Regions from separate parts of the Mus musculus genome. Here regions 2, 3, 4, 5, 6 and 7 are each linked to region 1. Evidence: chromatin loops called from intact Hi-C (ENCODE). Cell type or tissue: heart. All regions are shown on one strand.

The links. Peaks named below come from ENCODE experiments on the same cell type or tissue, not always from the same donor. Only the 100,000 strongest peaks of a DNase experiment are listed, where the experiment ranks them.
Region 2: it touches region 1 in a loop (2.8-fold over the local background); 5 of 42 quality-filtered maps call a loop at or near these places.
Region 3: a loop joins it to region 1, with 6 times the contacts of the local background. A loop is called at or near these places in 8 of 42 quality-filtered maps.
Region 4: a loop joins it to region 1, with 2.3 times the contacts of the local background. A loop is called at or near these places in 7 of 42 quality-filtered maps.
Region 5: a loop joins it to region 1, with 4 times the contacts of the local background. A loop is called at or near these places in 9 of 42 quality-filtered maps.
Region 6: it touches region 1 in a loop (2.5-fold over the local background); 17 of 42 quality-filtered maps call a loop at or near these places.
Region 7: it touches region 1 in a loop (3-fold over the local background); 15 of 42 quality-filtered maps call a loop at or near these places.

What each region holds. Positions count from the first base shown.
Region 1 is chr11:5,884,439-5,888,438 of GRCm38, forward strand. No RefSeq gene overlaps it. Among named protein-coding and RNA genes, the nearest start is that of Pold2, 8.2 kb to the left of the region's middle. In heart, CTCF peaks have their summits at 2,023 (motif pointing left) and 2,232; no DNase peak of the experiment used is centred here; H3K27ac peaks cover 2,368 bases.
Region 2 is chr11:5,705,345-5,709,344 of GRCm38, forward strand. It overlaps Mrps24 (mitochondrial ribosomal protein S24), which reads right to left and starts at 2,357. Exons shown (of 4, transcript NM_026080.3): 1 at 2,280-2,357; 2 at 2,143-2,211; 3 at 1,954-2,065. The coding sequence starts at 2,318. In heart, no CTCF peak of the experiment used is centred here; a DNase peak (open chromatin) is centred at 2,357; H3K4me3 peaks cover 1,510 bases; H3K27ac peaks cover 965 bases.
Region 3 is chr11:5,483,528-5,487,527 of GRCm38, forward strand. It overlaps Gm11963 (predicted gene 11963), which reads left to right and starts at 2,353. Exons shown (of 3, transcript NR_166837.1): 1 at 2,353-2,561. In heart, a CTCF peak has its summit at 1,896 (motif pointing right); DNase peaks (open chromatin) are centred at 1,934 and 2,394; H3K4me3 peaks cover 800 bases; H3K27ac peaks cover 645 bases.
Region 4 is chr11:5,715,465-5,719,464 of GRCm38, forward strand. Urgcp (upregulator of cell proliferation) reads right to left here. Exons shown (of 6, transcript NM_178623.3): 6 at 1-2,799. The coding sequence ends at 221. Among named protein-coding and RNA genes, the nearest start is that of Mrps24, 9.8 kb to the left of the region's middle. In heart, no CTCF peak of the experiment used is centred here; DNase peaks (open chromatin) are centred at 1,657 and 1,977.
Region 5 is chr11:5,951,519-5,955,518 of GRCm38, forward strand. No RefSeq gene overlaps it. Among named protein-coding and RNA genes, the nearest start is that of Ykt6, 2.2 kb to the right of the region's middle. In heart, CTCF peaks have their summits at 1,837 (motif pointing left), 2,512 and 3,756; a DNase peak (open chromatin) is centred at 1,163; H3K4me3 peaks cover 623 bases; H3K27ac peaks cover 1,800 bases.
Region 6 is chr11:5,793,468-5,797,467 of GRCm38, forward strand. Dbnl (drebrin-like) reads left to right here. Exons shown (of 13, transcript NM_001146309.1): 3 at 183-295; 4 at 770-844; 5 at 1,981-2,127; 6 at 3,279-3,356; 7 at 3,557-3,708; 8 at 3,820-3,868. Among named protein-coding and RNA genes, the nearest start is that of Dbnl, 7.0 kb to the left of the region's middle. In heart, no CTCF peak of the experiment used is centred here; DNase peaks (open chromatin) are centred at 2,074 and 2,454; H3K27ac peaks cover 559 bases.
Region 7 is chr11:5,836,515-5,840,514 of GRCm38, forward strand. It overlaps Polm (polymerase (DNA directed), mu), which reads right to left and starts at 1,502. Exons shown (of 11, transcript NM_017401.2): 1 at 1,047-1,502. The coding sequence starts at 1,237. In heart, a CTCF peak has its summit at 1,625; a DNase peak (open chromatin) is centred at 1,527; H3K4me3 peaks cover 1,440 bases; H3K27ac peaks cover 1,244 bases.

The DNA.
Region 1 (4,000 bases):
GTTTTAAATTCATTTATTTTATTTTATACGTATGAATGTTTTGCCTGTATACAGGCGTGTGCACCACAGGCTTGCTTGGTGCCCATGGAGGCCAGAAGATTTTGGAAGAAGGTATTGGATCACCTGAAACCAGACTTATAGATAGTAGTGAACCACCAGGTAGGTACTGGGAATTGAACCCAGGTCCTAGGTCCTCCCTAAGAGCAACAAGTGCTCTTAAGCACCGAGTCATCTCTCCATCTCTAAAATAATAGCTTTAACAGCTGGTTTCTGGTCAGACATATAAAGAGTTGGGAAGTGACCACACTCCATCTACACAATGAAGAAAAATGCAGAGCAAACCGAAAATCAATAGCTTGTGCCAGAGCCTTCAAAGACTTGAGGTCTCAGGGTAAACCAATGTCTGAGAACCACAGTTTACCCACAGCTAGAGCCAGACTCAGGCCGGATTCAGCAAATTACTAGATTCAACACGGACAGTCTCACTGCCTGGGAGCCCACAAGCCTCCAGCCCTCTCCTCTTAAATGCTGGCATTACAGCGGATGTCACCGGACCTGGCCCTAATATGGACAATATTTAGGGGAAAAAAGAACAGCCAGGGACTCAGGTGTGGCTGTGAGCAGCTGTAATCCCAGCAGAAGGAGGGCTAGTTGGGGCCTCACATGGCGCCATCTTCCTGAACCTCTAGGGCAGCTGGGTTTTTGTGTGTTTGTTTCTTTGTTTGTTTATATTCAGTTGTTAATGTTGTATACATATATACTATACTTTCATAATATTCCCCCATTGTTCTCACCCCTCCCTCTGAACCCCTTTTTCCCATCAGTCCCCAGCCTGGTAGATGTGTTGCATTTTGTTTAGTGTTTTGGGTGCTCACAACACTTCATTGGGGTTGTTTGCGTGAGAGTGAGTGGGTGAGGGGTTATTTACTTGAGCAAGGTTCTAGAAAGTTTCCTAGTGGCTGCATCTGTAACCCTGGTGTTCTGGTACACATCTTTAATTCCAGAACTCAGCATGCAGAGGTAGGTTTATCTCTATGAGTTCAAGGCCAGCCTGGTCTACGTAGTGAGCTGTGAGTTCCTAGACAGCCAGTGCTATGTAGAAAGACTCTTCAAGGAGTCAAAATACTACTACTACTATTACTAATGTTCTCCTCCTCTTCCTCCTCCTCCTCCTCCTCCTCTTCTTCCTCCTCCACCGTTAACTGTTCTTGGCTCCTCAGGGAGGGGTGGCCTATGAGTCCCTTCCCCTTCCCTGATGGAGTGTATATGTGTCACAGCTCTGAGGGCTAAGGTTTCCCAAATACAAGTGTTGAAGCTCTTAAAGGGAAAGATTCCCCAGTGGAATATTACAACTCAGAGTGGGGAGGTTGTCCCAATGCCAGTGTTACAGCTCTGAAGGGAAAGGTATCCTGGCAGTGGGGAGCCATAAGGAGTACCACAAAGTCACACCACACAGCAAACCTCACACGAGAGATTTATTGGAAAAGACACAAGAGGGTGGCTGCCTCTGCTAGGGCGAGAAGCAGCATAAAAACCTGGGCAGGAAGCAGGTTTTATGTAGGGTTTTTTGGGTCAGAGCTTTCCAGGATGGGTGGCGATTGGTGGGAATTCATGCCCAGGGCGTGCGATCAGGCTTTTTACTCTGAAGGGCAAGGCTTGATCTGCATCCGGAGGGGCTGGGTGCTTTGGGGCGTGGGACCTGGTGGTTAGAGGTCCTCAGGGGTAGGGTCTGGCCGCTAGCATCTCGAGGGGCTTGGAGGACGTTGGTGGGCCCACTGTTGTTCTGGTGGAAGCTCAGTGTTAAGGAAACCCTACACCATTCAAGGATCTCGCCTTCAGAAGCCCCTCCACGACCAATCATCTGGCTAGGATCGTTCGCTTGAACTTAAACCGTTGATGGGCAAGGGCAAGCTCTTCCAGGGCTGCTGATTGACAACTTTGGTGTTCTCAGGGAATGGCAGCGGTGAGAAAGTAGGAATTTTAACAGCTGGCGCCCTCTAGTGGAGTGTGTGCAGTTCTCCACTAGAGGGACCCTTGACTGTTAAGCATTAGAGCTCTTTAAGTGTTTGTATTATTATTTTACTTTTTAGTGTATGAATGTTCTGTGTTTCAGGTATATGCCTGTTACCCTCGAAGGCCAGAAGGAGTTGGATCCTCAGGAAATGAAGTTACAGATGATTGTCAGCTGGAATCAAATCCCAGTTCTCTAATAGAGCAGCCAGTGCTCTTAACTGCTTAGCCATCTCTGCAGCACTGTGTTTTAGCTTTGGAGTGGGCCCAGGAAGTTGTGCTTTCCCAGAAAGTGGCTGCAGCTCGTTATTGCAGCTTGCAGGCAGGCCTAAGCATGAGGATTCCCAAGTCCTTCAGGAGCAGCAGGGTTCCAGCTCAGGGCCTGAGGCCTGAGGCCTTAAGGTATGGCAGTTCTCAGGAACTCTGCCAGCGACCAGAGCCTGCACTTTCTGTCCTCCGACTCCTGCTTGTTCCCTTGTTCCTGCCCTGGCCACACCTGAGCTCCTCAGCTTCTCCAGCTGCTAAGGAGCCAGATGCTTTCCTCCTTAGCATCTGCTAAGCTCTGCCGCCGGCTGCAGCTGCACCTCTGCTTCTTCTTCTTAAAATTATCTTACTTCTAATCGTGCATGCACACATGAGTACAGGTGGCTGCGAGGGCCAGAGGCATCCCATCCCCTGGAGCTGGAGTTTCTGGAGATTGTGAGCTGCTTGATGTGGGTGCCGGGGATCAAAGCCAGGTTCTGTGCAAAACCAGGACACGCTTAACCCCTGAGCCGTCTTCCAGCCCATCCACTGCCGGCTCCCTGCCTGTCTTCTTCTTGTTATCAGCTCAGCCTATGCTACTAAAGTAGGAAAGAAAGACTGTGGAAGTCTTCTGTGGAGCTTGCTGTTTGCCGGGCCTGGGCGGGCCTGGGTATCCCAGGAGAGGACCTCTAAGCCACCTCATTGATTCTGAGCAGCCTGTGAATAGAGTCAGATGCGGGGAGCTTGGACCAACTGTCGCCACATCTCACAAGCAGACAAAGGTTTGTATTGAATGACACATTCTTGGCGGCAGATCACAACTGCCTCTTTAGCATCAGTCAGAACAATCAAATCCCCACTAGGCCACCAAGGGAAGTCTCCCCTTCTGACCTTAGGTAGGCATAGTTGCAGGGTCATCTAGAGTTCACTAAGGCTGGTATAAACTGTGAAATATTCCTGCAGAAGGTGGCGCTTTCAGGAGCTAGAGCAACCAGATGCCTCTGCTGGGCAATTTTTTCAAGGCATCCATGGAACACTGAGAATGCCGGTATAAGACTGGCTGATGGTCCTTTTAAAAATATACTCTTACTGTGGTTATTGTTATTATTTATTATTATTATTATTTAAGTTTTTTATATACATGGGTGTTTTGCCTATGTAGATGTTTGTGCACAATGTTCATGTGGTCTTCTTAGAGCCAAGAAGAGGGCGTCTTGTCCCCATAACTAGAGTTATAGACTATTGTGAGCCACCATGTAGGTACTGGGAATTGAGCCTGCGTCCCCTAGAAGAGTGTCCAGTATTCTTAACTGCTGAGCAGCCCCTCCAGCCCCTGACAGTCCTTTTGCTCAAAGCAGCCAGGACAGCAACCAAGAGTCCAAGCTGCCGAGTAAGGAGTCATGTGTCTGCCCCCAGCCTTGCTTGTTTACAGGAATAGCAGGAAAGTCTTCAACAATGACATCATTAATACAAACCGTGAACTTAACAGATTTTACCAGTGCTCGACACCCACCTAGAGAGCCGGGGAAATGAAGGCCTCCTTCCTCTTTCTCACTACCTGGTTGCTACAGCAAAGCAAAAACTGAGAAAAGTCCCTGAGTGTCATCAACATGGGAGCACTTTCAAAATATCAATTTTAAAATAGGCAGGGTCGTTGGCACATTCCTTTAATCCCAGTCCTTGGGAGGCAGAGGCAGGTGGATTTCAGAGTTCAAGGGCAGCCTGGTCTACAAAGTGAAACCATGAG
Region 2 (4,000 bases), 180 kb before region 1:
ATGTATAAGGCTGACTCATTAATATGAGTTATAACTCAGGCCCAAGGAAAGATTAACAAGGGCTAGAGAGATGGCTCATCGGGTAAGAGCACTGACTGCTCTTCCAAAGGTCCTGAGTTCAAATCCCAGCAACCACATGGTGGCTCACAACCATCTGTAATGAGATCTGATGCCCTCTTCTGGTGTGTCTGAAGACAGCTCCAGTGTATTCATATAAATAAAAAAAATAAACAAATAAAAATAAAAATTGAAAAAAAAAGGAAAGATTAACAAAATTTTCTCCGTACGCAGGTCAGTCTTCTTGAGCTCACAGACACTGGACAGCATCCCAGGACCACACAAAGTGCCATGTCCCCAACACAAAGGCACAGTAATGATTGAAATACGGCTCTGAACTTCCAAAAGGGCACATTTTACAATATAAGCTTGTTCTACCTCGGCTGGGGGCCTTGTTCTGCCCACCTCCCTGAGTGACCTTGAATGACTTGGAGGTTACAGATAAATTTTAATCATACATTGTAAGCATATGCAAGGGTTGAGGGGTTGAGCAGACAGCAGGGTGGGTATAGTGTCTGCCCTGCAAACCTGAGACGGACCTGAACCTGGAGGCCCAGAGCTCAGGACAGTGGTAACAGCATCTGCAACCCCCACGCTCCCACCGTGAGATGCAGCCAGAGGCAGGACAGTCTCCAGACCTTTGTATGCCAACTACCCTGGCACACAAAGGTGGTGACAAGAAAGAGACCCTGCTTCAAACAAGATGAAGGCAAGGACTGGCCTAAGGCGGTCATACACGGACACCTGCACTCACACGTGAGCATGCACATACAAATGTGGATAGACAATTTATTGTCCGGGAGTCAAAACTCCAGCATCACTGAAAGATAAACAGGCAGGTGACAGGTGCACACCTATACTCGCAGCACTGAGAAAAATGAGGCTGGCGTGTGAGAGTTCCAGCGCAGCCTGAGGTACACTGCCACACTCTCTTAAAGATGGTTCAGCAGGCAAGGGTGCTTGCTTGATCCCTGGGGCCCCATATGGTAGGAGAGGGCTGACTCAGACAAACTGAACACATCCATACATATACACACACAACATGCATACTGAAATGGAAATGAACAAGAAAAATACAAAATAGGAAGTAGGGGGAGAAAAAAAAAGCCTAAAAATACGGGTTCTGTGAGCCATGAAGACTGTAGCACATTCCTGCAGTTTTGTACTTGGGTGAACACCGCATTACATAGGGCACACTCTTCCAGGTCTAGGATCCTATGTAGACTTCACTACCGCATCGCCTCCGGGCTATTACACATCTGTAAATTATGGCTTGCCAAAAAAGCACTGTCAAACCTTGTTTGTAAGCATGCAAATACTGTTCTATGGAGGCTCAAATGAGACTTTAGCAAGAAATATTCAAATTCCTTTCAATATGCAAGAATTCCTTTCTTTCACCATCCTAATATGCCCATCACTCATATGTTCTGTTGTCGGTAACATGTACAGTGTGTGTGCAGGCTTGCTCCCTTGACAGACGCATGGAGAAGACCAGGGGTTAACAGCCAATGTTTTTCCTCTATCACTATTTGCTGCTCGTTTATTTTCTAGCAAAACAGCTGCTCTTCCAAGACTGGCTGGCCAGTGACCCCCAAGAACCAAATATCTCCTTCACCCTCACACCCCTTGAGCTGTGGCACCAAGTGCTCATTTAGGAGCTAGGCTGCACCCTCATGCTAGAGCGGCACAGCATTTAGCAATCTTTCCAGTCCCCTAACTAAATGTGACAGGGTCTCAGTAAGTAACCTTACCTGGCCTTAAACTCAAGATCGGCCTCCCGAGCGCGTTCGCCGTCACGCCCGGCCTCCCACCCAAAAGTTCGGCTCTTTGCCTTGAAGAGTACGTTCAAGAGTGACCCGTGCCACCAGGGTGGCAGTCCTTCCCAGGCGCCCTCACCTGTGTGCAGCGACAGCCAGCCCTTTCGGTGTGCGATGTAGTGCGGGGCGTGCGCCTCCTCGTAGCTCACCGGCTTGTTCCCCTTGGCCACGCGGACTCGCGCCGCCCGATTCTAGGAGCGAAGGTGCGGTCACGGGGAGACCCAGCCCAGCCGCCCTCGCGGCCCCCAGACCCGGCCGCCGCACTCACCTTGGCGCAGACCGCGGAGGTGTGCAGGGTGCGCCAGGCGCCAGGCAGCTCCCGGCTGCAGGCCAGCACCTGCGGAGAGGCGGGGAGTGAGCGGACACCGGATGGCGCCCCAGCCCTCCCGCCCGCGGCCCACTCACCCGCTGCCCTAGCCCGCGCACCGACGCGGACCACGCCATCTTGGGCCGGCGCGACCCGGGACGCGTCAGTGCGCAGCCGCAGGAAGGCGGGGCCTCAGAGCAGGAACTAACGGGAACACGGGCGGGGGCGGGGCGTGGCGAGGGAGAGGGCGTGGCGTGGGTCGGAGTGTGGGACGTCCTGCAATTTTCCTGATACTGTCAGCTAGTCCTTGGTCGGACCTGGTGTTGGGTTTTAAATGCGAAAATTTGGTGATATAAAACTGAGGTGTGGGGCTGGTGAGATGGCTCAGTGGGTTAGAGCACCCGACTGCTCTTCCGAAGGTCCAGAGTTCAAATCCCAGCAACCACATGGTGGCTCACAACCATCCCTAACGAGATCTGACTCCCTCTTCTGGAGTGTCTGAAGACAGCTACAATGTACTTACATATAATAAATAAATAAATCTTTAAAAAAAAAAAAAAAAAAAAAAAAAAAAAACAAAACTGAGGTGTAGCTGGACATGGTGGCGCACGCCTTTAATCCCCGCACTCGGGTGGCCGAGGCAGGTGGGTCTCTGAATTCCAGCCTAGTCCGGTCTACAAAGCGAGTTCCTGGAGAGTCTGAGTTACAGAGAGAAACCCGTTCTGGCAAAACAGAACAAACAAACAAAAGCCATGAAGTTTTTATCCTCATAGAGAGGTGGTAGAAACAGCTTCAATGTCCTCTAGAGAATTGAAGAGAAAACGCGCCGGCCCTCAGGCCCCGCTGTTCCGTGCTTGTGCTCCTACCTGAGACCGCGTACTCTCCAGGAATATCCAATATGACAGCGTCAGCCTCCTTTGGGCTGGGAATAGTCATTTGCCTTCATGCTGAGCAGATCCCAGAAAAGGGGTTGCTGGGTTGGCTCCTAATCATTTAAAGTAAAGAGGCAGTGTGTTGAGGGTCTATTTCTGCGGTGGAGCCACCCAAGGAAGAAAATTTTAAATGGCAAGGAAATTTATGAGGCTAGAGCAATGTCGTTGTAATTATTATTGAGTAATTATTAATGGCAAGGGGGGAATAGAATCGTGAAGAACTCACTCTACTAAAGAAAGCACATGGACTCTAGAGTCTGACTCTCATTATAACAAAATATTGAATGAAGGGATTTTTTGTTTTGCTTTGGTTTTTTGTTTTGGGGGACTGTTTTGTTTTGTTTGTTTTTGTTTTTGAGACAAGGGCTCTCTGTGTAACAAATTCTGGACTCAATTTATAGACCAGGCTGGCCTCAAAGTCACAAAGATCCACCTTTTCTGCCTCTGAAGTGCTGGGATGAGGGGTGTGCCACCACACCTGGCTGGGAACTCCTTCAAAGCATCCATGGGAGTGGACACTTACACTCTAATGTCAGTGCTTGGAAGGCAGAGGCAGATGGATCTTTTATCAGTTCAAGGTCTACATATGGAGCTCCAGGCTCCAAGGCTACAGAGTAAATAAACCCTGTCTCAAAATAAAAGACCATGACCAGGAACTAACTGGTCATTCTTAGAAATAAGTCAACTCCTAGACAAATGCGTACAGGTTCTCTGGATAAAATTGTCATTCTTCCCTTGTTCACGGAGAGGGCGTTGCTTTGGAAATAACCCCAGTGCTTCCTGCCTGCGGCAGGCAATACTGTTTTCAAGACAAGATCTGATGGATCCCAAACTGACCTAGAAGTGTACCACAAACTAACTTTGAACTCCTGATGCTCTGATCTGCT
Region 3 (4,000 bases), 400 kb before region 1:
ATGTATTCCTTAGGGACCTAAAAAGTGTTGAAAGTTAGAAAAGCCAAAAACTACCAATTGTTGGAAGAATGGAAGAACAGCACAGAGCTGGCCTGATAGAGCTTGTCCTGGAACTCCAGGGGCTGAGGATGGAAGATGGAGAGAGTTCAAGATCAGCCAGGACTGTGGAGTCAGACTAAGACAGAAAAACAACCACTACCACCACAGAAACAACAAACCAACCAACGAAATCACACAGCAGTCCTTCAAGACAAGACAAGACAAAACAAAACAAAACAAAAAACAACCAAAACCATTATGGTGATTCTAGAACCTGGAGAGTAGAGGCAGGAGGGTCAGAAGTTCAAAGCCATCCTCAACTATATCTGAAATTTGAGAGCAGTCTGAACTACATGAGATCCTGTTTCAAAAAAAAGTAACATGCTACATTTTACATTATAGGTATTCTACCATGATCTAAATATATGTGATATATATATATATTAGCAAACAGTTTGGTTTTATTCCTAGAAACTTTTAAATGTAAGATGCTACTAGAAGATTTCTGAACATCATAAAGTAAAATGGTTTTTATTTATTTACTAGTCTTGTGGAGACAGGGTCTCATTGTATATGCCTGCCTGGACTTGAACTTGCAGAGATGCTCCTGTCTCTGCCTCCAGAATGCTGGAATTTAAGGGCGTTTACTACAACACCCAGAAAGATGGTTGTCTTTTTAAAAATTGCTTAGTGTGTGTATTTGCGTGTGTGCATGTGCATGCGTGCACACATGTGCTTGCTAGCCTGTCAGCTTCTGGGTGAGACTCTGATCTCTACCTTCTCTCTCACACTGCAGGCATGCTGCTACATGTAGCTTTTAACTATGTGGGTTCCTGAGATCAAACTCAGGCCATCTGACTTGGTGGGCAGCATCCTTACCTACTAAGGCATCTCACTGGCCATATGGAATAACCTACATAGCTGCCTCAAATATGGCAGAGAGTGCCACAGTGCCCAGTGCCACAGTGCCGAGTGCCACAGTGTCGAGTGCCACAGTGCCAAGTGCCACAGTGCCGAGTGCCACAGTGCCGAGTGCCACAGTGCCGAGTGCCACAGTGCCGAGTGCCACAGTGTCGAGTGCCACAGTGCCAAGTGCCACAGTGCCGAGTGCCACGGTGTTTGCAGGGCTGCAGGGGCTGATGGGCAAGTGAAAGGGCCAATTTTGTTGGTGTGTGGCTTTGAGGTAGTGAAGGATGCGCGTCCATTTTCACATGTGTCTGATAGCACTCGACACCTAACACTGCCCTCAGCCCCATCCTTCACCGCTGCCTCTGGCTGGAAGAACCCAGAGAGTCCCAGCTTCATGTAGGTCACCATCCGGTCCACGATCTGCCAGTCTTGTAAGTCTGAAATCCTCCATACAGCGCATTCTTGATAGGGAGATGGGTTTCAGTTGGGCGACATTGGTGACTCTGTCCCCAGGCTGGAAGGCAGTTTTCTCTCTTTGCTACCTTGCTTAAAACAGCCACATAGTTTATCTCAGAGTTACCTCTGCAAGAGTTAAGTGTCCTTTATGATCTGCAGTTTAAGATTTAAATAAATAAATAAATAAATAAATAAATAAATAAATAAAACATATAAGTAAGATTCGTGGGCTGGCGATGTGGCTCAGTGGTTAGGAGCACCTTCTGCTTTTAACAGAGGACCTAAATTCAGTTCCCAGTACCCATGATTGGTGACTCACAGCTACCTGTAACTCCAGCTCCAAGAGATTCAATACCTTGGTCTTCATGAAGAATCATGTACGCATACCTATACATAGACACACATGGTTACACATAATTAAAGATTAAAAATGTCACAAAATGGCTCCAGATGGGTGTGAGCAAACCATTTTGGGAACCCTTGTATTTGCAGTGAGCACGAGTGGCCACTAGATGGCTCTGCAGCTCTTTGTGGTACCTTTGTCAAGCGCCTTGGCTCAATGATTCCCCAGGGGCCAATCCACGAGAAGGGAGGAAATACAGAGCAATGTGGGACACTTAAAAAAAAAAAAAAAAAAAAAAAAACAACCCCCCCCCAAAAAAAACAAAAAACGAACAAACAAACAAAAAAAACACAACTGAAGGCAATCCTACATCCAGAGACACTGTCTCCTGAGTGGCTATCGGCAGGTGAGACGCTCATTCCCCAGCAAACATCTTGCTTGGCACAATTGATCCTCGATGCACACCCTCTCTGCACCCCACTTTCTGTTTGTTTCAAACTTTATGAACCATGTACTCTCAAAGTCCAAGATCAGCGAGGTTAGGCTTTCCACTGATACTTGTATTTTCTCCCGAGTGAACCGGAAGAGGAAATGAGCACCTCTCTCAAAGGCAGGGAGACTCTCCTGCCTGGCCGTGCTGGCTAGGGAACAGGCACGGGCAGCCGGGCACTGGCAGCCTGCCCCCGTGGGGGGTGGGGATGAGTCTGAAGTCTGAATGAGGAAATCCAGAGACAGTGGGTTTTGAACAAGCGTCATGATGGAGGCCAAGGAGGGGCAAGCAATGGGGGATCAAGGACCAAGAGCGCTTTGTGAGGTACCGCTGCCATCTCAAACTCCAACGAGTATCAGGAAAAGAGCCTGGCCCAGGAGTTAAAGACTGTGGGGGTGGGGTGGCTGTGAGGGGTTGGGGGGATTTGGGGGTAGAGACATGGGGTGGGGGAAATTGGCTCCCCCAAGGCTCATTTCCCTGCTTCCTCTCTCTGGGTGCTCTGAGTCCTAAAATTACCCCAAGTTTTTCTCAGTGGGAGACAGGCATGCAAAACAGCTCAGTAGGCATGTGATCTGATTATTTTAATTCTAGCCTTCCATTTTCAAACTGTATATATATATATATATATATATATATATATGCATACCTGTATTTGTTTTATTCTTTAAGGTAATTTTCCAAGCTTACAACAAACCCCAGCTTGCTGTGCTAGGGCGATAGCATAGCACATACATGGCCTAGGCTCAGTCTATAGCACTGAACAGCAAGCAAACCCAGCCTCCTATTCCTCCCTTCCCTTGGGCTTTACATAAAACAAAACAAAACAAAACAAAACAAAACAAAACAAAACAAACAACAACAAAACCTGTGTATGAGTGTTTTGCCGGCATGTATGTGTGCCCATCACATTTGTGTGTGGTGCCCATGGAGGCTGAAAGACAGGCACTGGATCTGGAGTTAACAGCCTGCTGATTTACCGTGTGGATGATAGAAACCGGACCTGGGTTCTCTGCAAGAGCTCCCTGTGCTCTTAGCTGCTGAGCCATGCATGTCTCCAGCCCCATCCCTCCCCTCAGTCTTATTCCACAAAAGGAACCTCCTTGCTGTTATTTTATGCATTTAAATAAGTATATGCTATAAAATAATACACTGCTATCCATTCACATTTTTTTTTCTTTCTTTTTTTTTTGTTTTTGAGACAGGGTTTCTCTGTATAACCCTGGCTGTCCTGGAACTCACTCTGTAGATCAAGCTGGCCTCGAACTCAGAAATCTGCCTGCCTCTGCCTCTGCCTCCCGAGTGCTGGGACTAAAGTGCCACTGCCGCCTGGCCACATTTGTTTTTTTAGTCTCTCTATGCATTACCTATCTATTCAAGATCTCATTCCGTGACCCTGGCTGGACTAAAATCTGTGGCGATCCTCCTGTCTCACCCCCTGAGTGCTAGGATTACAAGTATCTACTATGCACCCAGCTTTTATTGTTTTATGTTGATATTTCAAGTCTGGATTTGATTGAGTTCCAGTTTTAAGCCAATTCCACTGCCCTTCATTCTCTCAGTGTATTTTGTATCACAAGTGTTTACTGCATTTATTTATCAATGAGTGTGTGTGTGTGAGTGTGTGTGTGTGTGTGTGTGTGTGAGTGTGTGCGTGTGCGTGTGCGTGTGTGTGTGTGTGTGTGTGTGTGTAATGTGTGCCGCAGAACACTTGTGGCGGCCAGAGGACAACTTTTGAGAATCGGTTTGCTCCTTCCATCCTGTGT
Region 4 (4,000 bases), 170 kb before region 1:
CCCACCCCGGGCCTCGGGTTATTCTCAATGGTGTCTCTGAGCTAGTCTGAGATTGCTTCTTAACACTGTGAAGAGGAGGCCCGTCACCCCTGGCTGTCACTGGCCTTCACTCCATGAGCAGCAGGCACCAGCCAACTCCCAGGTGCCGGCCACAGCCTTACTGTCACAGCCTTACTGTCGTTACAGCCGGCCACAGCAGGAGGCCCTGGAGTCACACCAGTCACAGCCTGCGCAGCAGCTCAATGAGCTGCTGGATGTTTTGGTTCTGGTTGGACAAGCCATTCCTGATGTTTTCTAATAGGCATCTCTTCAATTCAAAAATGGCCTCACTGTAGCCCAAGCTCACAGCGGCCATGGGTGGCGCTCCATGCCACAAGGCTGGGATGTGCCAGACGTGCTGCCTCTCGGCCAGGCCCGCCAGTGTCCGGAAGCCGCCGCCCTGCTTTTCCAAGTGGGTAGCCCTGCTCAGGTCGCTTGGCGGATCCAGGAGCTGCCTCCTGTCTCTTGGTTTGGGGCTGGGAACAGGCAGGTCATGAAGGTTCTGGTACACAAACTGATAGTTGGGCATGTGCCCCATTTTTTCTAGCCTTAGAAACGCATGAAGAACAGCTGGTGGGATGTCCTTTGTTTCAGCTAAACTGACCACAGTGACATTACTTAGCCCCATTAGCAGTGTGGCCAAGGAAGCCTCCAGTTCAAACCTGTCTCCAGCAGAGGCCAAGGCCCCACTGATCAAACCCCCAGAGTCTATTACCAGGATCTGGTCACAGCCCAGGTCCTGACTGAAGCCCTCAGCTACAGGGAGGAGCTGCATGAAGGCCCCCCGGGGACTACAGCTCCTCCCAGTGGCAAATTTCAGGCCAAACATGGTGTTAAGGAGTGTAGATTTCCCTGTGCCAGGCACCCCCAGGGCAGAGAGAACCACTAGCCGAGATCTCCTGTCTAGGCGGGTATGCAGCTCCTTGAGAAGCCCAGTGACCCATCGAACAGGGATGCTCAGGGTGGCCCCATCGACCAGCTCCAGGGGCAGCCCACCCAGCAGCAGTTCCACAGCCACACCCGGGAAGTGGGCAAAGCGCCTCTGGCCAGCGGGCAGCCTCCCTGCCTCGATCAGGCAGCTCTCCGCTTCATAGAACTGGCCCATCTCCCGTAGGAAGTGCTCCACTCCCAAGGGCTCAGGCCAGAGTGGCTCCGTCAAGTCTGAGGGCCCACCAAGTTTTGGTCTGAGGGTGAGAAGGGTCTCTGGAGGCTGTCTTGGCCGTGGCTGGCCAAGCCGAGCCAAGCCCCACTCCATCCATCTCAGGAAGTACTGCCTCTCACTCGGGGAGGGGCTGCTTATTCCCAGGATGAACTCCTGGACCCCTGAGGTGGGCTCCTGGCCATTCTGCTGCACCCGGAGCTCAAGGACGCGCCGTCTCAGCTCGGCCCGGTGCTTCTCTGGGGGCTCCGGGACCCACTGGAGCTGGCAGAACTCTCTTTCAGCTTGGGCGGCCCTCCTCGCAGGCTCGCCCTGCAGCCGCAGCTCGTCTCTCTTGTAGGCGTCCACATCCTTGATCTTCCTGAGGATTTTCTCCATCCGGTCCTTTGCCTTCTGACACTCCTCAAAGTCCTCATCAACTCTGAGGCCGAGCTTACGTGCCGCGTGTGCCATGTCCTCCACAGACACCCTCCTGCAGGGAGAGCGAGCCACACTGCACATGATGGCTCGGATGCGCCTCACGAAGCCCTCGCTGTCCGTGCTGCTGACCTTCACCAGGACGTGAGAGTGGTCTATCTTCAACACTGGGATCAGCCTGTTGAGGAAGCGCAGGTTCGTGTTCCGTTTCCCTCGGTAGGGACTCAGGATGAAGTAGTACTTTGTGGTTGACTCCTTCATGGAGTACAGCAGTTTGTATTCCTTCTTGCTGATGTTGTCAGTCAAAATAAACACAGCAGAGGAGACTTCTGTCAAGAGCTTGAACTGCAGCCAGTGAGACCCAATGTCACCTCTCAAGTTCAGAAAGGCCATGGGCTCCGGGAAAACATCCAGGTCCTCCTTACCACTGGGGAAAAACCAGGAGATCTCTACTAACCCATCCGAGATCTCGCGAGGATTAGTGCCTAAATTGAGGTCCCGATGCCAGAAGCAGTCCCACTGGCGGCGGGCCGGGCTGAGGACGGCATTGAGCAGCTGGGACTTGGAGTTGCTGCTGACATCCATGCGCACGAAGGCAAACGTGGGCACCCTGGACAGGACCACACTGTCTTCTCGGAAACTCCCCAGGCTCCGGAGGGGCTGGAACCACCACGTCCGCACAACACCCCGCAGGGCCCAGAGCAGAAAGGTGTGGTAGTGGTTTTCAGAATCGGGCAACACAAGTGGGAGTGCAAACTGACAGAGGGACATCTTCAGCAGGACTTCCTGCTGCAGAAAGGTGTCTGAAGACAGCAGGAGGGCGCAGAGAAGATCCAGGGGGTTCACAGGCGTATCAGGCATGGGCAGCTCTGAGAAAGAGTAGATGTCAGCAGCGACGTCCTCCGCTGGGTCCCAGTACATCATCTCCTCCTCTGCCTGGCTCTCCTTCTCTGCAGGCCAGGCCTCTGGAGGCACGTCCAGCACCATGGTGGTGTTCCTGGCTTCGGCGTTGAGTGCCTGCAGCTTCCTGAGGAAATGCCAGGGAAGGTCCTTGGGAACCTGAGGAGCCCAGTTCTTCATGCTGTCAAAACTGATCTGCAGGGAGTCCTGGAGGGTGAGCTTCTGTGCCTGGTATGTCTCCAGTCCCAACAGGGACAGCATCTCCTGAAGCCTGCTTCTCTCCACTGCATAAAAAACAAAACAAAACAAAACAACAAAACAGAAACACAAATGTTTAGCCTTCATTCTCAAGTCAGGGCCAGAGCAGAGCTGTAGAGGAAGAGCCTGCAGAGAAGGGTTGGGAGAGGACATTCCTGAGAACAGGACGCAGGTGCAAGGGGCCCCGATATGCTGGGCAAAGGGATATCCTGTCTCAATTGCACCGTCTAACTAACGGGTGTGAGCCATTAAATACAGAGAGGGAAGCTGGGCGTGGTGGCGCACGCCTTTAATTCCAGCTCTCGGGAGGCAGAGGCAGGAAGATTTCTGAGTTCGAGGCCTGCCTGCCTGGTCTACAGAGTGAGTTCCAGGGCAGCCAGGGCTATACAGAGAAACCCTGTCTCGAAAAACCAAAAAAAAAAGCACAGAGAGGAAAACGGGCAGAGTCAGTTCCCGGCGCCCTTGTCAGGTAGCTCACACTGCTTTGAACTCCAACTCCAGGGAATCGCGCAGCCTCTGCATACACACACCCATATCGAGACAAACACCCATACACATAAGTAACGTGAAAAATAAATCTACAGCACTGGGGAGACATAGGCAGAATCCGCTTATGAATTCAAGGCTAGCCTAGTCTTCACAGGGCATTCCAGGTCTGCCAGGATCTCACTGTAAGACCATAGCTAAGACAGAAAAAAAGGAAAATTTAGGAGTTACATTTAAGATCAAGAGAGTTCATGTAGAAGCCCTGGTTTCTAGTTTTTCTAGAGTCCGCACTGCCTAAGTCTAAACTGGACCTTAAGTAACTAGAGAAAGCAGCAGCATGTGTTCCCAGGTGCTGAGTGCAAACACCACTTCCCAGACCTCAGCCCAGGTCACATGGCCACCCACTCTTCACACTCCAGCCCAATCAGGGATCTGGAGAGCATGGCAGAGCAAGCCGTAATTCTGGCACTCAGGTGCTAAATGGCTGTAAATTCAAGATCAACATAAGACATAGCAAAAGCCTGCCTCAAAACCTGGAGGGAAAAATGTCAAAAGGAAATTCCCATGGGGTACAATCACTCTTCACACTCGGGGTTGTCTGTTGAGTGTTCTTTTATATTTGTCAAGAAACTGGAGACTATTTAAAAAAAATAGCAACCATATCTTGGCAACAGTTTGCCGAGTAATGTAATGCAGGACTCTGGCTTCTGTTGTGAATTGGGATTTTTCTGGTGCTGAAGA
Region 5 (4,000 bases), 67 kb after region 1:
GTTCAGTTGCGCTAGTATTACTTTGTGCATATGATTTCAGGGCTGACCATTGAGTATTTGACAACCAGTTAGGGGGCTCATAAAAGGGAGACCCAATTTCTCCTGCTCTCCAGTTCCTCTGCTGTCTGTAGTCTTTGTTTGGGGTGAGGGCCTATGAGATTGCTTTCTTCCGTGTAAGCAGGTCTACTGGTGCTGTTAATGTTCAGGGCTTGTTCAGGCAGCCATCTTGTCGCATTCTTGTGGATGAATCTTGCCTATCATTTCTAAGACACACAATCTCACTGCAGGTTTCCCCACAAACTTTTCAAAGCACCTATTTAACAAACAAACCAGTCCTTCTGTGACTATGTCTGGAGTATCTGGTATTCTGATGGCACCCCAAATGTTCTGGCTACTCTCTCCTTCCCCTTCTCCTTCTTCTCCTCCTCCTCCTAGTCCTCCTCCTTCTCTTCTTCTTCCTCCTCCTCCTCTTCTTCCTCCTCCTCCTCTTCCTCCTCCTTCTCTTCTTCTTCCTCCCCCTCTTCTTCCTCCTCCTCCTCTTCCTCCTCCTTCTCCTTCTTCTTCTTCTTTTTGGTAAGGAACAGTATTCTTCACATTTTTATCATGGCATCAAAAAATCCACAAAGTTTCGAGTCCACATCTTCAATACCAAGTTTCCACACGTCATAACGTCAACATTTCTTGTACAACATCTAGTTAGCTAACCATTCATAGCAACAGGCTCTTACATTCCATTTTATATCCCTGTACTGACTGCATCCAGTATTCATTATTAGCACCTACATGATTTGCTAATACCATGGGTTAAGAGCATTCGTATAGAATCTACCCTACTTGGCAATATTTATTAGGAGGATGAAAAGGCCATTATCATAAAGGTAGCCCAAACACCACAGTTTTTTTCTTCCACTCCTTAAAGGCAGATCGGTTTGAAAATAACATATAACCAATGTTCTCAGATGGGACCCACACGCACTAAGGCTGAGGGAAGTCCATGCAGGCTGTGGAGCAGGAGGATTGCCTGCAGGATCTCCTGCCTGCTTCTCTGTTTTCTCGGAAGCCTCCCGTCTGAACTTTCTGTGAGGTGCTGACCCGAAGCCATCAAGTACCATGGATGAGATAAGCCAGCTGCCTAAATGACCATGTATTCCCAGTTCAAGTGGCTGGCATCTGTCCAGTACAGCTTGTCCTCAGCTGGGAAAGGCTGACTCTAGGAAAAATATGGCTTCGGGAAAGCCCCACGCAGGGAAGGCAGTCTGAAAATACCTGTTTCACTGATTCCAAAAGCTCCTACATGTTCTGACATAGCCAGTGGCAGACATGAAATCTGTGGTAGGCCATGTCTATCCTTCTTGTTGCTTAGACAGTCCAGGGTAAACTGGTACACCCCAGTGAAGGGGAAACTTACTTAGTATGACCAAGGCCCTAGCACCAAAGTAGATATTCACACACCTAAAGCTTGATAACTGGTCTCATAGAAATCTGACTACCCAGGCAATCCCTTTCAATACCGTCTTGATTTCTTAGGGGCTCTGCTGTGTAGCTGGGATGAACACCTCTTGTGAGCATGGCAAAGCTTCAGAGGCAGGTAGGTGTTTGCTGTATCTACTGGGCAAAGTCATAGGACCTGGGTCTTTCATCATGGACACTGTTATTACAAATATGTTTTCAAAGAAGCTTTTTAAAAACTAGGATCTAGAGAGATGCCTTGGTGGTTAAGAGCACTAGCTGCTCTTACAGATTCTATGCTTGGTTCCCAACACCTACATGGCAGCTAATAACCATGTGGAACTCTAATTCCAGGAATCTAAGTATCTGACGCCCTCTACTGGCCTCCTCGGGTACAACGTAGAGTAACACTCATGAAAAAAAAAACCCTTAACATTTTAATTATAAATATATATATCATCTATAACATTATTACTGTGTGTTAGTGTGCATGCATGCATATGAATGAGTATTCAGGGGGCTGACGTGTATGTTATTGTGTGCATGTGTGCACGTGGGACTTGGATCTCTCCTTCCACCATTGGGGCCAGAGGATCGAACTTAGGTCATCAGGCACGGCAGCAGATGCCTTTACCCACTGAGCCATCTCTCCTGCTCTGCAAAAGGGCTTTTCTTTGACATCTCAGGACTCGGGGAGGCTGGACATAAGAGCTCCACCATCCCACACCAGTGATGCTATGCTTGTCTTGTCAATGAATTATTTTTGCAAGCTTTTCTCTCCCCATACTTTCAGGTTTCTTGAACAAGGACAGAAATTTCTGGACGCTCTCCATCTGCATCACTTAATCTTTTTTCTTTTTTTCTTTTTTTCCCCGCATTTGCTCTGTCTTTGGCATCGTGATGAATAACCTTGCTTTTGAACTTGACCGCATCTGGAATCAACTGCTGGGCAGTCCTGTGAGCGCTTTGCTTGAGCAGATTAAAGGCAGCGGGAAGACCCACCTTAACTCTGGGCAGCAAGCACCTCCTGGTGGTAATTCATATGGAAGGATGTGGAAGAAGGAAACTTGGCTTGTCGCTTGCTTGCTTTTGCCTTCCCTGGCTAGGTCACCTACCCTGCCACCGCAGTATTTCTACACCTAAACCAATTTAGGGATTCAAATGTAGGCTGAAGACCAATCTCTCTAGGAATCAACCAGACTTTCAGCACAAGATTAAGTTTGCTAAGACATCCAGTCTTGTGGTTTGCTTAAATACCAGACTCTATGCTTCTCCAGTGTGAGACAGCCACTGTTGGACTACTTACACACACAGCATCCTGAAGCCAATCTAATAAGTCCTCTCTTAATATATATGTCCTATCAATTCTGTTCCTTTAGAGAACTTTAATACATGTATAATATGTTCATATACAAGCATGTATAGAAACATATATATGTGTTCATAGATATATATAGATGTAGATATACTTACATGTAGGTATGTATGCATATGACCTCTTCGGAGTAAGTTGTATACATAGTGTTCATCTATTTATGTTACTGTGTGTTAGTGTGCATGCATGCATGCACCAGAGACTTCTCTTATAAGGTCAGGGCAGTCAGTGACTGAAAGCTGGAAATAAAGATATAGTGCTCTTATCTAATCTGTAGACCTTGCTCAGATTTTAGCCTCCCTTTAAAGCTCTGCTTCTAACAGCCTCAAGGGCACCTTCGGCCTCTCATGAGGCTTGCTTCCTCTTTCTTTCTTTCTTTCTTTCTTTCTTTCTTTCTTTCTTTCTTTCTTTCTGTCATTTAACGTAATGGTGCAAATAACCATCGTCGTCATTGTTAAACATCTGCAATGAGCAGGACTTGGAATTTGATAGTTTATCACTTTTACCAACATGTCTACAAAAAAGGTATTTTTTGAGTCCAACAGATTGGGGGGGGGGGGTAACTTTTGCGGTGCGGAAGTACTGGGACCGAATTCAGGCTGGATAACAGCTGGGGAAACGCAGGGGAAAACAATGTCATTTGAAATTGATTAACAAGCTTGGCTTGGGGAGTTCGCATATCTCTAGATGAGACTTCCTGGGACCAAGGGAGGCTGGGTAAAGTCAGAGAAAAGCAGGAAGAGGTGCCAAGAGTGGCTGTAAGGGAGTTTGATAAGCATTTTGCTGTTCACATTGGAAGCCCAAGGTCTGCTTCTTGCTATCAATTTTCTTAATCCACATCTCTTTCTGCAAGGTCACTATCCTGGTAATTTTGTACAACTTTGGATAAAGAGGCTTTCTTCAGAAATGGTTCTCCGTCTGCCGCCTGTGGAGCCATGGTGTCAGTGCAGGTGAATATAGCTGACACCTCTGGCCGCCTGGCTTGTCGAACAAGTGTGTCCAAGCTGAGTGGCCATAGCCAGTGACGTTTCTGATTTTTATTATTGCAAGAGAAAGGATGAAGGGCCTTTCTTTTAGTCGTCTGTACTTGGGACACCCAGGGAAGAGGTTGGGTAGCCTGGTGCTGTTACACATAGAATGCAACAAAAGTATAGAGTGGGGACAGCTACGGGTTGT
Region 6 (4,000 bases), 91 kb before region 1:
GTGTTCGTCCTTAGAGTGCTTCTGAGGCAGGTGGGGTGAGCCCTGATGGAGAAGTGTCCCGGGCAGCCGTGGGCAGGGGTGCAGGGTGCTCTGAGCCTTGCTGTGACTGCAGAGGGAGGCCTGGAGGAGCTGGTGGAGGGGCAGGGGTGCAGGCTGCTCTGAGCCTTCCTGTGACTCTGCAGAGGGAGGCCTGGAGGAGCTGGTGGAAGAGCTCAACAGCGGGAAGGTGATGTACGCCTTCTGCAGGGTGAAGGACCCCAACTCCGGCCTGCCCAAGTTTGTCCTCATCAACTGGGTATGTGAAGTCAGCCCCTCTGACGCCACTGGGGAAGCTCCTGGTGTGCTTTCCTTTGACCCTTGGGAACAGACACCACTCACTCAGCAGGTCAGCAGACCTGTTAGGTGTAAATGGGTGAACGAGTAGACTAGACTGTTCACCGTTGTGAACCAAGGATTGGCTTTGCTTGGAATTCACCCTCCCATTCATTTCTGCAGGATGTGGGGGAGGGGTCCGGAGTGTGTGAGAACTGTTCCCACGAGGGAAGCCAGCAACCATACTTCTCAGAGAACACCCTGAGCTCCTTGGGAAGTACAAGGACCGATCTCATCTATGTGACTTATTTGGGAGAATGGCTTTGGCTTTGGTGTGGAATGGGGACTAGAGAGTATCACTTAGGAGAAAGAGGGAACTGTTGGGTTCCTGGGAAATATGGGCCAGGAAGTGGCTTTGGAGGAGGCCTAGTTCACGCAGTTTGTGCTTGTGTTGCAGACAGGAGAGGGTGTGAATGATGTGCGGAAAGGAGCATGTGCCAACCACGTCAGCACCATGGCCAACTTCCTGAAGGTAGGTGCTGAACCAAGCCCTGCAGGGCCTTGCAAGATCTAGTCTTGGTCCAGGTGAACTGGAAAGGGGCTGAAATTAGGAGCGGGGCTGTAACTAATGTTCTGTCTAGACAGCAAGGGATGGGCAGAGCCACCTCTAGCTGGCTTCAGTGTGGGCAAGGTAAGGACCACTCCAGCACCGATGGAATACGGGGACTGAGTACTAGATTTTGTATTGCTATGATTGCTCTGTCCGAATGATTATCAGCAAATGGTGTAGTGACTCCAGCCTTTAATTCCAGCACTCAGAAGGCTGAGGCAGGCAGATTCTTTGAGTTCCAGGCCAACTAGGGCTGTACAGTGAGGCCTTTTGTCTCATAAAACTAAAAGCAAAAGGGGGGAGTGGTGTTTAAACAGCAGCAAGATTTGGAGGAAGGAACAAGCTGCCAATGCCTTGCCCACATATACTTCTGATGCCCTACCCCAAGTACCCTCTGATGCCCTGCCCCAAGTACCCTCTGAGCCCTGTCTGTCCTCTGATGCATTCCGTCCCTACCTGTTATTACAACCATTGTCACTCATGCTACAGCTGTAATTTTTTCCAATTTCCAAGACACTTTTCAATCACAATTTATAACTCAGTTTTCAGCTGACTTTTTGCATGTCCTTGGTTCCTGGTGGGAAGACTTGAGACTGGCTTCAGTTTCTGCCTCCATGACTTTAGACATTCCTTAGTCCTTCCATCTGGTGGGTGACAGAAGCATCTAAGCTTTTAATTAAGTTTTAAGGTTTTTGCAGTGCTCAGATCAAAGATATCGTCTCATGTGCTGGCTAGGCAAGTGCTCTGCTACTGAGCCTACATCCTCAGTGAGCTCCCAAACATGTCAGACGTATAACAACAGTTAATGAGGCCACAGGAATGGATGGCAGGTGCCTGAGCAGGGATGGAACTCAGCAGGAACTAGATAGCATCCACAGTTGGAGTGTGGGGCCTGATGTCAGGAACTCTAAGGTCCACAGCTGGGGAGAGCGGGCCCTGGTGTCTCCTGCTGTGGGTCTGTGTGCAGCAGTGGCCTTTACTGTGTGGACAAGTAGGGTTTGGGCCCGCCCTCTCCTAACCCTGCGAAGCCTGTGCTTTAAGTGCTGCTTTTGTGCCAGGGTGCCCACGTGACCATCAATGCCCGGGCCGAGGAGGATGTGGAGCCTGAGTGCATCATGGAGAAGGTTGCCAAGGCCTCTGGGGCCAACTACAGCTTCCATAAGGAAAGCACCTCCTTCCAGGATGTAGGGCCGCAGGCCCCAGTGGTGAGTCCCGCCCACCATTATCTTCCTCCATGCCTGAGAGTGGGGACCAGAAATGTAGTTCCTAATGTCGAGGTAACTACATTCCTCCTGCTTGGGGTCTTTAGATGGTAATCCTAACCCTGCTGGGCACCACCCCCACGGGCTTGGCAAAGGCCCTGCAGCTGAGACCGTCCACAGGGGCTCCAGTGTCTGCATGACTTGGATGGTCCCTGGTAGGAGCCATTGTGGAACGTGTCTGCTGGCTTTATTATGGAGCCTGAAACCACACAGGCATGCATTTCTGGCATCACGTGGAGCTCATGGCTGCAAACCACTTATTAGTCATACAGTTGGGCTCCATGGTGACTCTCCTGGATGCTGTCAGCTGACAGCTGTCAGAGGAGCAGCCTGCTTTAGCGCTGCCAGGAGTCTCGGATAAGAATCCTTTTCTGTGCCCATCAGCGAGGACCAGCTCCACCAGAGACACTAATGTTTGCATATACCCACTGTTCTCAGGATGCCAGGACCTTGCTGCATGGGTTCCCTTGGCTTTTATTTTTATTTTGTATGTATGGGTGTTTTGCCTGCATATATGTATGTGCACTACATGTGTACTGTGCCTGCAGAGGACAGAAAAGCATGTGGGATCCTCCGAAACTGGAGTTAAAGAGTCTACTCCATGTGGGTGCTGGGGACTGAACCTGGTCCTCTGTGAGAGCAGTAAGTGCTCTTGGCAGCTGAGCCATCTTTCCAGCTCGTATTTTGTTTTTGTTTTTTTGAGACAGGGACTTGGTCCATAAGCTAGGCTGGCCTTGAACTCAAGAACCTTCTGCCTCGGTGAATTTCTGAGTTCGAGGCCAGCCTGGCTTATGATCTACAGAGTGAGTTCCAGGACAGCCAGGACTATACAGAGAAACCCTGTCTCGAAAAACTGGAAAAAAAAAAAAAAAAAAAAACCTGCCTCAGCCTCTTGGGTGCTCCTAGACTTTTTTCTGAACATCTTGCTGTTTCCTCTCATGGGTGGCGGGCCAGGCTCCCTTGAGCCTACCAGATGCAGTCCTAGTAGCTTTCACCTGCTCTCTAGAGCTGACAGATTCCCTTTACCCTGCCTCATGGGATGTGTGACGTTCCACATGGGGCCAGACCTCTAGCGTGTACTATGCTGTCTCTAGGGCTCTGTGTACCAGAAGACCAATGCCATATCTGAGATCAAGAGAGTCGGCAAGGATAACTTCTGGGCCAAAGCTGAGGTGAGTGCTGCAGTCGTGAAGGTGGCACACTGACTGGCATCCTTCTGGGCGTTACCCTTTACAGCTAGTTAAACTGCAGGCACATGTAGTTAAGTCACAGAGCATGGTGGGCTAGAGTGCCCTTCCTGGACCAAGTCCCTGGCAGGGGTTGAGGCCAAGGGGGCTGGCTGCACATGGCTGAGTGAGCAGCTCCTTTGCAGAAGGAAGAAGAGAACCGCCGCCTGGAGGAGAAGCGGCGTGCCGAAGAGGAGCGGCAGCGGTTGGAGGAGGAGCGACGAGAGCGGGAGCTGCAGGAGGCTGCCCGACGTGAGCAGCGCTACCAGGAACAGCACAGATCAGCTGGAGCCCCGAGGTTAGCCTCCCTTCACTGGGGCAAGTGGTTCTGAGAGGCAGGGCCACTGAGGGAACAGCATGGGGAGCTGCTGAAGAGCCTCAGCTCCTCTAATTTCAGCCCTTCCAGCAGGACAGGTGAGCCAGAGCAGGAAGCCGTTTCAAGGACCAGACAGGAGTGGGTGAGTTTTGAGACGTCCCTTCGTGGACCTGGGAGCTTGCTGATTTGGATCTGTCTTGGCTACTTGGTGAAATCCTTGATCTTGGATTGAAGGCTTAGCCTGAGGTGCGTCTCTGCACATTAGAGACCCAGT
Region 7 (4,000 bases), 48 kb before region 1:
ACAGGTTCTTAGCTGCAGCCTCACCCACAAGCCACTTGGGCATGTTACCCGCCACCCTCTGCCTCAGGTGCCTTAGTGGCCAGGGCCAGGTGTTTCTGATCTCAATGCTAATTGCTGTTTAGAGACTTGCTTTGTAGGCCAGGCTAGCCTGGAACTCTAGTACCCTTGTACCAGGACTACAGGTTGGCATACCATTCTGCTAAGATTTTAAGACACAAGAATTTTGCCCTATTTATTCAAACCCCAGTAGGCAGACTCTTGTTGTATGTACTTGGAAAGCATCGTATTTATATTTCCTTTACACTGGGAAAATCCAATGCAGGCCACCTTGTCAGGCTGTGGTAAGAATGTAGAGCCACACGAAATCCAAATTGTTATCTCTACTCTTTTAAGTGTAGTCTTGAGCCGGGCGTGGTGGCGCACGTCTTTAATCCCAGCACTTGGAAGGCAGAGGCAGGCAAATTTCTGAGTTCGAGGCCAGCCTGGTCTACAGAGTGAGTTCCAGGACAGCCAGGGCTACACAGAGAAACCCTGTCTCGAAAAAAAACAAAACAAACAAACAAAAAGAATGTTTCATTTGTGGAGGGAGGAGTTAGTTGCAAACAAACTAGCCAGCTACACGGGCACAGGCTCCTTTAGTCTCCTCAATCTCAGTTACTCCACTGCCCTGGGCATTTTCTCTACTGGAGCTAGTTGGTGACGTCTGCAAACTCAGGACATCTTTGACCGCTGGCTCATTGGAGGGAATGCAGCTAGCAAATATTTCTCACTAACCATTCTTTCTTTTATAGCTCTTTAAGAAGCCTCTGACTCGATGGCATCCTTTCAAAAAGAGGAACTCCGGGTTGGAGACCGTACCGCAACCGCGAAGTACCGAGGCTGGCTTGGAACCCAAAGCCGCAGGTGCTGCTTGCTGTCACAGCTGCGCGCCAGCTCCCGCCCTGGGCCACAGTAAGTCCCTACCCTGGGGTGACGGGCACAATTACACCAGCTCCCGGAGGGGGATGGCATCCCACCACCATCGGGGCCTCCCGGGAGCCGCACACCTGTAAGCATCTAGGACGCGGAAGCCTTTGGACCGCGCCAGGCGGGTGAGGAAGGCCCGGCGGCTGCGGCCCATTCGCGGCTCCGCAAGGTAGATGGCCACATCCGGGAAGCGCACCACCGAGGGCGGCGTGGAAGAGGCTACCGCGCTGTGTGGGGACCCAGCTCGCACTCGCCGTCGCTTCGGAAGCATCTGGGCACCAACTCTGGAAGCACAGGAAGCCGCAGAACGAAGGAAGGCAGGGTCATGAAAGAAGGCGGAAGGAGGAGAGAGGAAGTGGTGTCTGCTCTATGCAAACGAGACGCCCTCTAGGATGCTTTTGGCTTCCCATCGGAAGCCCCAGTTCTATGCAAATAACGCCCGAGGATTCTTATTTGAACTACTCTCATAGAAAGCCCCAGTGGTTTCCCAGACCTTAGAGTAGCCTGGGCCCGTAGGCGGGGCTTCGCCTCGTACTGGGCGGGCACTTTTCTCCTCTCGGGGGCGGAGTCTCGGCCTCTCTTCCTCGCCCCCGAGGGCGGGGTCTCAGGTTATCCTGGCCATATGAGAAGTCCTGGATAACCCTCCACTGCCTCTGCTGGTGACAGAGCGCCCACGCCACTTCCCCTGGGTATGCAGAGGGGAACGGAGTTTGAGTAGTATACATGTGAGCTGGTGGAGGGTGAAAACGTTTTCCAATGTAACGAACAGCATTGGGACAGCTGGCGTTCCATTTGGAAAGTTAAGTCTGCAACCCTATAGGTTGGAACAATAATATGAACTAACCAGTACTCCCAGATCTCATGTCTCTAGCTGCATATGTAGCGGAAGATGGCTTAGTCGGCCATCATTGGGAAGAGAGGCCCCTTGGTCTTGCAAACTTTATATGCCTCAGTACAGGGGAACACCAGGGCCAAGAAGTGGGAGTGAGTGGGTAGGGGAACAGGGCGGGGGAGGGTATAGGGGACTTTCGGGATAGCATTTGAAATGTAAAGTAAGAAAACACCTAATAAAAAATTGGGGAAAAAAAAAAAAAGACTAGATCCCAGTGGAAGTGAACAGAAATGGTTTCTATGTGCCCTTTTTCCCCGATTGAAGAAAAATAATTCCAGTGGCTCTTCATCTGGAACAGCATTATTTATGGATTTTATAGATTAAACTTATTAAAATTCCTTTATAGTTACATTAGGAAGGATTTTGAGTCCTGATTGATACCCTTTGTTCAGTTATTTCACTGGATCTTTTGTCAGAAATGTTCCTATGCCCCATTATGCCATAGTCAAAAAAAAAAAAAAAAAATTGGCCCCCTTACAAACTGCTTAACATTAAGCAGATCTCAGACGGATCAGCAATCATTTAAATCCGAAAAAGAAACCAAAGCTATATTAGTGACACTCGATTTTTTTTAATTTTTAAAAATATTTATTAGATGTATTTATTTTTATTTTCTGTGTCTTCGTGTTTTACTTGCATGTGTAGCTGTACCCCACGTACATGTTTGGTGCCGTCGAGTGAGAATGTTTCAGATCCTTGGAACTTGAGTTAAGAACATTTGTGAGCCGCTGCCCCTGTGAATGCTGGGAATCTAACTCAGGTCCTCAGCAGGAACAAGTGCTCTTAACCAATAAGTCATCTCTCTAGCCCCTTAAAAAAATTTTTTTTTAATTATGTGCTTAATTGTTTTGCCTGAATGCATGCATGTACACCACGTGTATGCCTGGTGCGGGCAGAGATCTTGAACTGCAGTTAAAGATGGCTGGGAACTGAACCTGGGCTCTCTGCAAGAGCAGCAAGTGCTCTTAACTCCCAAGCTATCTCTCCAGCCCCATTGGAAGATTTTTGTGATCTAAGGAGCACAACCAACTGGAGGAAAAGAATGGCAAGTGGAACCACATGTAACTTTAAATCCTGGCCTGGCAGGGTGGCATAGCTGCACTGTCAGCACTCCAACCTGAGAAAGGAGGGACTCCATTTGAAAGTAGTTTGAGCTGGCTGTGGGTTGTGAGTACTGAGTGTCCTATATGTGTCTGTGTGCCTAAGAGAGTCCCAGAGCAGGCTAAAGGGCAGGTCTGTAATCCTCCTGTGCAAGGTGGAGAAAGGAAGGGATCTCTCCTGGAGCGCTGAGAGACCTGTTTGTGACTATCCTGGCACTGGAGGTAGCTTTTGCAGCAGAGCTAGCAGCAGGATGCATAGTTACCTGGTAGGTCCAGGACCTAGTATTGCTAAGATGTGCTTGAATGGAGTTGCCCTTCCTGGAGAGTGGTCTTCGGGTGGTAACAAAGACTCCACAGAACAAAGACTTCAGATTCCCATATGGAAATTGTCTGGGTTTCAGTCCTACAGTGGTAGTCATGTGGTGGGGAAGTGAGTCTGAGAAGGGGCAGCCCAGATGTGTGCTGCTCTCTGTCTCCAATACGAGGTGCCCTTAAGAAAAAAGGGAGGTGTGGCCTAATCTCCTGATAGAAACAATGTTGTGTATGCCTTCATACATACCAAGGAACAGGCCCAAAAAGTTCCTTAATTAAGAACAGGTGGCCTCAGGAGACAGGCCCAGCAGGGGACAGAGACCTGACATGGTGTGGGTAGTCTCCGGCTTTCCCCTTCCAGAACCCCCAGGCTGCTCTCGTGCCTCTTGGGAAATAGTGAAGTCAGACTGATTTGGGTGGTCTGTTTCAGTAGAGTTAGCTCAGGGGTTCCCATCTAAGTTTCAAGCCTTCCCCTCTCAGAGACCCCCACTTAGTCAGAGAGCCTGCTACCCCCTTTAAATGCCCTGAGGCTTGCTGTCCTCTCTTCAACTCTCCAGCCTGTGTTGGGGAAGAGTGGCCAACTCAGTGGGAAACCTTCCCAGAGCTAGACAACCCTGAGCACGCCTCTGCTGCTCATCCCACCCCTGCAGCACCTGTCTTCATTTCTGCTTCGGTGCACCTGTATGAGGCTTGTTCGAGGCCGGAGGGCTGGGAGTCAGCTCTGCTCCAC